Regions from separate parts of the Homo sapiens genome. Here regions 1 and 3 are each linked to region 2. Evidence: chromatin contacts called from ENCODE Hi-C or POLR2A ChIA-PET data. All regions are on one chromosome and are shown on one strand. Each heading gives the region's core, a stretch centred on a gene start or an enhancer-like site at or near the end of the contact. The rest is flanking DNA. Distances are from core to core; before and after follow the strand shown. Region 1 holds the start of LSS (lanosterol synthase). Region 2 holds the start of PKNOX1 (PBX/knotted 1 homeobox 1). Region 3 holds the start of PCNT (pericentrin).

Region 1 (2,700 bases), core at 123-2,622, 3.3 Mb after region 2:
GACTCTGACATAGGGCAGAGTTTGCCAGCCCTTTTCTTGTGAGCCCCTGGATTTTCACCTGCTTCATCAAAACCCTAGACCAGGCTGGGCCAGGATCCCAAGGGTGATCCAGGGTGGCCATACCATCAGGCTGGGGCAGCATACTCCTACCTGGCAGGAGGAAAAGTGGGCCACCATAATCACCCGTCCAGTGCCCATCCTCAGCCTGCAGCCCCACGTAAAATGTCATCCCGTTCAGAGCCCCCTCAAAGGCGGTGTGGGCTTTGGGCAAGTCCTTAAAGTAATTCTTCTGCAAAGAGATCGAAAAAAAAAAAAAGAGATAGCTGACGGGACTGTTGCCCGGCCAGAGGAACCCTCTTCACATACAGCCCAAGTCAAAACAGTGAATGTAAATTACTTTAAAAGTTTCAGCTGTTTCCATCAAAAGTCTGAAACTCTTTGATGAGAGCATCACACCTCAGCAAAGTAAAAGAACAGCTGCACATTTTCGTTGCTTTATTTGCCAGTCATGTATTCTTCACAACTTCTCCAAGATGTCTGGAATAAACCAGGCACCCAGACTGTAGGGTGGGGCACGGGTGCCGACCTGGGCCTGGGACTCGGGCCTCTCAAAGAGGGCCCAAGGGGCGGCACAGCCTTTCCCTCGGTGGCCGGGGCTCGGCAGGAGACCCTGTTTACACTGCAGACTCTGACGACCAAAATCTCTTACAATGCACACAACTAAGACAGTGGATCCAAACACTTTTTGTGAATAAAAACAAAGTTACAACTATCTTTGCAACTCTCCTATAAGTCAAAAATTATCTCAAAATAAGGTGCTAAAAAATAAAACATTAGGAGTCTCCTATGCGTGGTTTAGAGATGAAGGGGCTGAAGCGGAGGGGCCCGCGAACGCAGTTCCCGTGGGCGCTCGCCTTGGGGATGGGCGTCGCTGGCCGGGTCCTCCCACCCGCCTTTCTGAGAGAAAACGTGCTCCTCACGGCTCACCCCTCAGGGTCCCGAGCTCGCTGACGCTCCGCGGAAGCAACTTACGGTGTCCAGCCCCAGGGCGTAGGCTTCCAGGCCGGTCTGCTCGCGGCCGGCGCGCTCGTCCTGCAGGTAGGTCCACGTCTGCCGGCCCCTCTCGCAGTTGAGTCGCCAGCGGCCGAGGTCGGTGGCGGGCTCGGTCTTGTAGGGGCCCCCTCGGCGCCGCAGACACCTGAGGACCACCGGCCATCAGCGACCCAGGCCCCGCCCCAACGCCGGCCGCCGGCCCACTGCCCCAGTCGCGCTCTCCTCAGCACCTAGGACCACCCCGCATTCGTCAGGAGCCCGGGGCGAGGGGACTCACGTGCCCTCCGTCATTGCTGCTGCAGTGCTCTACGCCGCCCACTGCCAGCTGCCAGATGTCCGCACCCGGGACCTGCCGCCCAGCCCCGCCCCTCCCGCCCCTCCCGCCCCTCCCGCCCCTCCCGCGCGCACTACGCAGGCGCAGGCCTCGGCAGGCGCTCAGGCTTAGGTGGGCCGACGCCCACGCAACCAATCAGAGCGCCGCGAGCGTGACCCCGGGGTGTGCCAGGCGACCACAGTGGTGGAGCGCTTGGTGCCCCATGCGGCGTGGGGCGGGGCCTGAGGGAGCGGGGATGGTGGGTGAAGGCGACGGGACGGGGGAGGCGGGTGGGGCCTTATTGGCGGGGCATGAGGGGCGGGGCTGGTGGGTGGGGAGGTGGGGGCGGGGCTGGTGGGTGGGGAGGTGGGGGCGGGGCCTGGTGGGTGCGGGTGGGGGCGGGGCTGGTGGGTGGGGCCGAAGGGCGGGGGCGGGGCCTCTCGCGCGCCCTCTAGAGGCTTGCGTCCCGGGAGCCCGGCCTCGTGCGCCGCGCTTTGAGGTGAGCCTCTCTGAGAAATTTGTGAGGAGGGTCCAGCCGCGGGTCGGAAGGAAGGACGTGGGGAGCGAGGCTCGAGCGAGCGACAGCGAGTGCGAAGGTCGGGTGGCAGGGAATTGCTCTCGCGCTGCAGGATTTGCCCGGACGCCGGGGCCGGGGGTGGGGGCGGGAGGCCGCCCTGAGGTGAGGTGGGCGCGGGCCGTCGGCTCCAGTGCGAGACCAGGGGGAGGGCGGGGCGGAGCGGAGGAGCCGAGGGCGCCGCCGGCGTCCCTGGGAAGCTGAGCGCCGCGTAGCTTCGCCGGGGGGAGTGGGGTAGGCGCGGTGAGGCCGTGGGCCCCCACACCTGGCGGACCACAGGGGCCAGAAGCCCTGGAGCCCCGCCAGGGAAGGGCTGCGTCGCTGGCCAGGACCGAGCGCGGTAGAGCCTCAGCTGCTCACGGGGTCGCTGGAGTTGGGGGTGGCCCCAGGAGAAATTAAAGGTGAAAAGCCTTAGCAGCAGAGGGAAGAGGAAGATGGAGGCAGAGCGAGTGACCGAACTTGGAAGGGACAGCCGGGCGCAACAGGGCAGGGGGCGTCTGACTGTTGGAAACATGGCTGACGTCTGGAGGCTGCAGCCAGTGGTCCGTAAGTCAGGTCAAGGACCCACAGAAGACCCCAGCATGTCTTCACCTGGCCCACAGAAGCCCTGACATCCAGTTACAACTGCCCCAGCCTAGTGAGCATTTCGGCACCCACTCCTCAATTCCTACCCCCAGCCTAACTTCGAAGGGGCGGTGAGCCACAGCAAGCCGGAGGAGAAAGTTGGAAGAGAGAGTGGACAAAAGAATACCCACAGGCA
Region 2 (2,700 bases), core at 89-2,588:
CTCTGCAGATTATGCTCAGTCTTGAATACTGAGCTTTTTTTGTCCCCTTGAACTTCCCTCCTTGGGCAAGTATCTCAGGGCCTCCCTCTTGCCCACCCTGCTGCTTCCCATCTTTCTGAAAGAGGCGGCTCTGCAGCTGCACAGCACTTGGCCAAGACCTCCTGGCGGTGTGGAGCTCTGAAGACACAGGAGGGATGTCCTCCGAGCTGTTCATGCCTAGACCTACCCCCAGGCTCCCTCTAGCAATCAGCTCCAGTCCTGGGCCTGTCTGCCTTCCGGGAGGAGTGGGGGCCCACAGAGCTGCCCTTCCCGCGCTGTGTATGGACTCAAGGCACTGATGGCCTTCGGTGGGCCACTGCATAAATGGATGTTTCTGCAGTATTGAAGGCCAGTCAGGCAAACCGTGTGCTTTCCTACGCAGTGGGGAATGTGTCGCCCTTTCCTTACATCTTGGAGACCAAAGCCACCATCTGCACTTGTGGGTACATTGTGGCAGTGGTCGGTTAGGGTGGTCTTTCAAAGCAGTTTGAAATGCAGACACTTGTGGGCGTCCCCTAAGGCAGGTGCCCTTTACCTGGAGGCCGCATTGGTCACCTAGACCCGCAAGGCTCACCTGGGCCGGAAGGTGTGGTCAAGCGAGGCCAAGTAGCCCAGAGGCCACCCCTAAGCACCTGTGGACATCATGAGTCCTTGCTGGGGTCCTCACAGAGGGAAGACAGCCCCCAGGGTAAAGCCTCAGGTGCTAAGCACTCGCGCTGCCGCAGGGGGGGAGGCACGTGAGCATCCACTGTGCCGCCCAGGACGGGCCCACCCGGGCTCCAGAGCCTGGGGAGGAAGGCTGCGAGGCTCCCACGGGCTTACATTCAAACCGGGCACACACAGAACGGAGGCCTTCGGCTACGGGACGCCCGGCGGTGGGGTTACGGATGGTACAGCCCTCCCTCCCCGCCTGCTCGAGGCAAATGGTTTCGCCCGGCTACACACACCTCTCCTGGGCGGCAACCGAGGGCGCGGAGGGGGCAAGACGTGCGCTGAGGCCACGCCCCTACTGCATAGTCATAAGGCGGGAGGCTCTGCCTTCGGGGCGGGGCAGACAGCTCCTCGCGCTCGGGCGCGGCCGGTTGGGGGCACGGCCTAGCTCCGGGTGCGGGCGGGGCTGGAGGCGGGGCCGGCCACCGCCCGGTTCCCGCCCTCGCTCTCCTCCCCCAGCGATCAGGCCCCGCCCCGCGCCCGCCGCCGCGCAGGGAGGGGCGGGGCCCGTCTCCGGCAGGCCCCGCCCCCTCTCTGAATATTGATGCGGCGCGCGTCGGCGTCGCCCTCCTCCCATTGAGCGAGGCTGTGTCGCGTGGCCCAGCGTCGGCGTGACGGTTGGACGCGGGCGCGGCACTGCGGGTCCCGATTGCTGCAGCCGCTTGTCAGTGTGATGAAGATTGGCACCCAGGTAAGCTGTCACTCAACCGCTCCGCCGCCGCCGCCGCCGCTCTCGCCGCCGCCGTCCCTATCAATCACACCGGCCCGCGGCCGCCGCCCGCCGCCGCCGCTGCCGCCCGGGTCTGGAGGGCCGGCGCTGCCCTCGAGGGCCCGCATTTGACCCGCCGCCCGGGGCAGGGGGCGGGGAGGGGGCGCGGGTGGGGGAGGGGAGCGGGCACCCGCGGGGGAGGGGGCGCCTTCAGCCCAACCGGCGCGGGGGCGCGCCCAGTTGGTTTCTTAGTGTGGGTTGAGGGACGCGGAAATTTCTGGAAGGCGCCGCCGCCGCCGCGCTGGGCCTGATCGAAGCGCGCGCTCCTAACCGTCCCTTTCGGAGTGCGGCGCGCGCCCCGGCGCGGGGCGGGGGCGCGCGGAGCCCGGCGCGGGCGGGGCGGCGGGCGTGAGGGTCGGGGGCGCGCGGCGGGGCGGGGCCGGGGCGGGCGGCGCGCGTGGGGCCGGTCGGGTCCGCGGCCTCGCGGAGTCCTCAGGGCCGGCGGGGCTGCTCGGAGGGTGCGGGGCGCGCGGCGGCGCAGGCGGGAAGATGGCGGCCGCGACCCCGGCCCCGGCCTCGGCCGTGGCGAGCGGGTGGGTCGGGGTCCTGGGGGCGGTGGGCGTGATGGGGCTCGTGGCCCTCAGCCGGGCGCCGGCGCGGGAGCAGCCCAGGGCCGCTCGCTGACGGCAGTGTTTGGGGCCGGGTGCTGGGGAAGCGGTTCCGGCGTCCCGGGAATTGGTGGGAAGAGCCGCTTCTGTCACACGGGTCGTGGTAATGGATGACAGGAAGTGCCGGGCAGGGTCTGGGCGCCCTGTGGGTTTGCACCTTCCTTGTGAGGGAAATCGTGTCACTTAACGAAAAATGAAGAAACGCGGAGTCTGCTTTATGTCATCCTCGTGGCTCTCGAAATGCCTTATTTGGACAGTGGCTCTGCGACGGGACCAGTTAGGGCCTCCGTTCCGATGGCGGATTCCTGACGGGAGGCCCGAGGGTCCGGGAATGGCGGCGTCCTGAGGTCGGGCCCAGGGCAGGCCAGGCTGAGCGCCACGGCGGGGCCGCAGCCCTGGGGGGTGTTCCACCTGTGTGTGGGGTTCTCTTCCAACTCTACGAGAGTTTGCTTTTTAAAACAGTAGATGATTTTTCCTTAGGAAGTGGTTCCTCTTCAGGATGAAAGAAACCCCCAGCTTTAGTTAGGTCTACTTTCATGATTTTTCCTGGCATACTGAAAAATAGGCTTTCTC
Region 3 (2,700 bases), core at 163-2,662, 3.3 Mb after region 2:
TATAGCCTGGGCGTCGCAGCGAGACTGTCTCAAAAAAAGAAAAAAAATTCTGAGCGAGATTCCAGGGCTTCCTGAGGGCGCGTTTAAGTTGCAGTTGCTGAGGAGGCTGCAAGGTGAGCTTGCGTCAGCGAGGAGCCACTCCAGCACGCTCGGGAAGGGCATCGTTACTGCTGCAAACAAGCACACGGCCCTCCACGACGAACCTTTTGCAAGTGAAGGCGCACGAACAGGCCCGGAGGACTACAAAGAAACCCAGAAACCAGACTTGGACACATGAAATAAAGGGGTTAGCTGAAGGAATACTCCACAGTTAAGGACGGCCTGCGCGAGGTCACCGGCCCTGTCTTGGTTTTTTGCCACTTCGCTCCAGTTAGTTTCCCAAGTTCCACCTACGCGCGCGCCAGCTGAGAAAACGCCCACCCCGGCGGTCCCGCCACAGGTCACAGGCGGTGCGGACCCCGGGACTGTGTCCGGGCTTCGGTGTCCAGAGAGCTCCAAGACACCCAAACCTTCCGTGGTTTCCACCTCTGCAAGCTTATGTTCCGCTGAGCTCAAGCTGAGGGACGACGACCTCATGCGACGTCAGTTTCCCCCTGGGACCACGAACCCACGGCCCCATTTCTCTTCTGTCTACTAAAAACCTTTTCTTTTCTTTTTTTTTTGAGACCTAAGACATCAGTGAGACACACGAGCAGACACGGGCTCGGTCGGGAAAGGCGGGAGCTCCAAGCGGCGGGGCCTGCAGGTCCAGGCGGTTCGCGGGCTTTCTGACCGCATTCGGCCGAGTTCTTCTCTGAAGACCCAGGACCCCCGGCCGAGGGGGCGCATTCGGCGGGCTGGTGGCGTAGGATTTTGTTTCGGGTTCCCAGGGTCCCGGCAAGGGTGAGGGAGCCCTTGCGGATCCCCTGAGATCCACCTCAGCAGCCTCCTCCGTGGTAGGCCTCAACTTCCCGCGGCGGCCCACAGCCAACGACTAATGCCTGAGCGGGAGAAAACGGCCTGGCCCTGTCCGGGTGGTTGCTGAGCACCGTTCGGCGCCGCCCGCGCCTGCAGGGAGCCCGGCCCGCTGTCCTGGTGGACACAAAGCCCAGGGGCCGCCCGCGCGGGACCAGCAGCGCGAACTTTTTGCCGCTCGGCCAGCCTGGCAGGGGATTTTAAAATCGGCCAATCACAGCGGGCGCCAGGCCTCCGCTTTCCGCTTACTGGTCCTGCCGTAGGAGGCGGGTACGTGAGCGCACCAATCTGTGGCCGGCGAGCGTAAAGGGCGGGGCTCCGCCCAGGCTGCACCGCCCAGAGCGCGCGTGCGCGAGACCGGAAACGCAGCCCCCTGATTGGCGGCGCGTGTCGGGGGCGGGGCCGCGGCTGCGTGACAGTTGTCGCGGGGGGAGGGCGAGCCCAAGCGCGGGGGAGGGAGTGTAAATAGAGCGAAGGCTGCTCTGTGTCAGCCCCGTCACCGCCGGGCGGCCCGCGCGGAGTCTGAGGGAGATGGAAGTTGAGCAAGAGCAGCGGCGCAGAAAGGTGGAGGCCGGGAGGACGAAGGTAAACATTAGGGGCTTCTTCTCTAGCTGCTCTGGCGTGAAGTCCTAAGGGCGGCTCCGGTGCCCGCCACCGCCCCCTGCCAGGAGAGGACGCGGTCCGGCGGAAGCCGCCGCGGAGGTCTCGCTTTTTCCCGCCGGCTCCGCTGGAAGCCGCCTCCTGGCCGCCGCCATCTTGAATCCGCCGCTCTCCGCCAGGTCCCGCCCCCGCCGCGGCCACAGCCAATCAGCGGCCGGGACGCGCGGCGCCTCTCGGGCGGGCCGGGGCGGGGCTGCGCCTGCGTCGGGGGGGGTGGGGCGCGGGCTGGGCGCGGTGCACGCCGGGGCGGGGTGTGGCTGCAGGGCGGGGCTACAGGGGCGTGGCGTGGCTGCACGGAGGGGGTGGGGCGCGGCAGGCGCTGGACCCCAGGCTGGATCTTCCAGTGGCTCCCGCGTCCTCCGGGACCGGGTGGCCTGGGGCGGGCGGCCGGTATTCGGGTGGCTGCTTGGTCTAGGGCCAGTTTCCTGCGCGGCCGGGGCCGGGGGCGTGGCGCGGGTGGCCTGCAGCGCCTCCCCAGGGTGCGCCTTCGCCTCGTCCGTCGGAGATGCTTTCCCCGCGCGTTTCTCGCGGCGTTGCAGTCCTTACTGTGTGAAAGGCCCCCGCGGCGCTCCCGGCCGCCGTCTTCTTCCCGCGCCCTTGGGCTCGCGTCCTGCCCGTCCGGGCCTGGCGTACGCTGCCGGGAACCCACGCGGCGCTGGCGCCGGGCGCCTTCAAGGGACGCGCTCCCGTCTTTCTCCCGCCCCGGGTTTCTCCGTGAAAAAGCGCTCGGTTTGATGGCCACTGTCCTAGGTTTCGTGGGAATAAAGCGCGCAGAGCCCATGACTCGGGGGCAGGAGAAAGGGAGTCCCGAAAGCGCGAGGCGGAACCGCGGGAGCAGGCCGGCCTCTGCGAGGTGCGCGCCGCTCCCCCCCAGGATGTTCTGGCTGGGGTGCTGGGGAAGAGCGGGGCTCCCGGGCACGGCGGACAGGGGACGCGGGGCTAGGCCGGGGAAGGGCTGAGGCGGGCAGGAGGGGAAGGGGAGCCCGGAGCCTGCAGGGAGCTGCGAACAGGAGCAGAGCTCCCAGGAGGGTGGAGGGGGGAGGGAGGGACAAGACGCCGCCTGTAGGGCGACGCAGGCCGCAGACC

Evidence for each region. A loop is a pair of places that touch in the nucleus more often than their neighbours do. ChIA-PET counts read pairs that join two places held with the same protein, here RNA polymerase II (POLR2A). Pooled maps may share reads with other maps.
Region 1: a loop to region 2 is called in a map of CD4-positive, alpha-beta memory T cell, with 15 times the contacts of the local background. The contact joins the promoter of LSS here to the promoter of PKNOX1 in region 2. A Hi-C loop is called at or near these places in 1 of 168 maps with a recorded cell type or tissue (CD4-positive, alpha-beta memory T cell), 1 of 37 single-sample maps with no recorded cell type and 7 of 50 pooled maps.
Region 3: a loop to region 2 is called in a pooled map, with 27 times the contacts of the local background. The contact joins the promoter of PCNT here to the promoter of PKNOX1 in region 2. A Hi-C loop is called at or near these places in 5 of 50 pooled maps. POLR2A ChIA-PET finds 5 or more read pairs at or near these places in 2 of 52 experiments (BJ and Caco-2).

What each region holds. Positions count from the first base shown.
Region 1 is chr21:46,227,402-46,230,101 of GRCh38, forward strand. It overlaps LSS (lanosterol synthase), which reads right to left and starts at 1,373. Exons shown (of 22, transcript NM_002340.6): 1 at 1,331-1,373; 2 at 1,033-1,198; 3 at 151-289. The coding sequence starts at 1,344. It overlaps MCM3AP-AS1 (MCM3AP antisense RNA 1), which reads left to right and starts at 1,830. Exons shown (of 4, transcript NR_110565.1): 1 at 1,830-1,865. RefSeq lists enhancers at 628-697, 1,414-1,708 and silencers at 1,128-1,177, 1,238-1,407, 1,418-1,677, 1,738-2,177.
Region 2 is chr21:42,973,224-42,975,923 of GRCh38, forward strand. PKNOX1 (PBX/knotted 1 homeobox 1) reads left to right here and starts at 1,339. Exons shown (of 11, transcript NM_004571.5): 1 at 1,339-1,441. RefSeq lists silencers at 527-686, 997-1,386, 1,517-1,836, 1,977-2,176 and an enhancer at 2,138-2,700.
Region 3 is chr21:46,322,744-46,325,443 of GRCh38, forward strand. It overlaps PCNT (pericentrin), which reads left to right and starts at 1,413. Exons shown (of 47, transcript NM_006031.6): 1 at 1,413-1,539. The coding sequence starts at 1,486. C21orf58 (chromosome 21 open reading frame 58) reads right to left here and starts at 1,127. Exons shown (of 8, transcript NM_058180.5): 1 at 1-1,127. RefSeq lists an enhancer at 656-795 and silencers at 1,146-1,475, 1,746-2,205.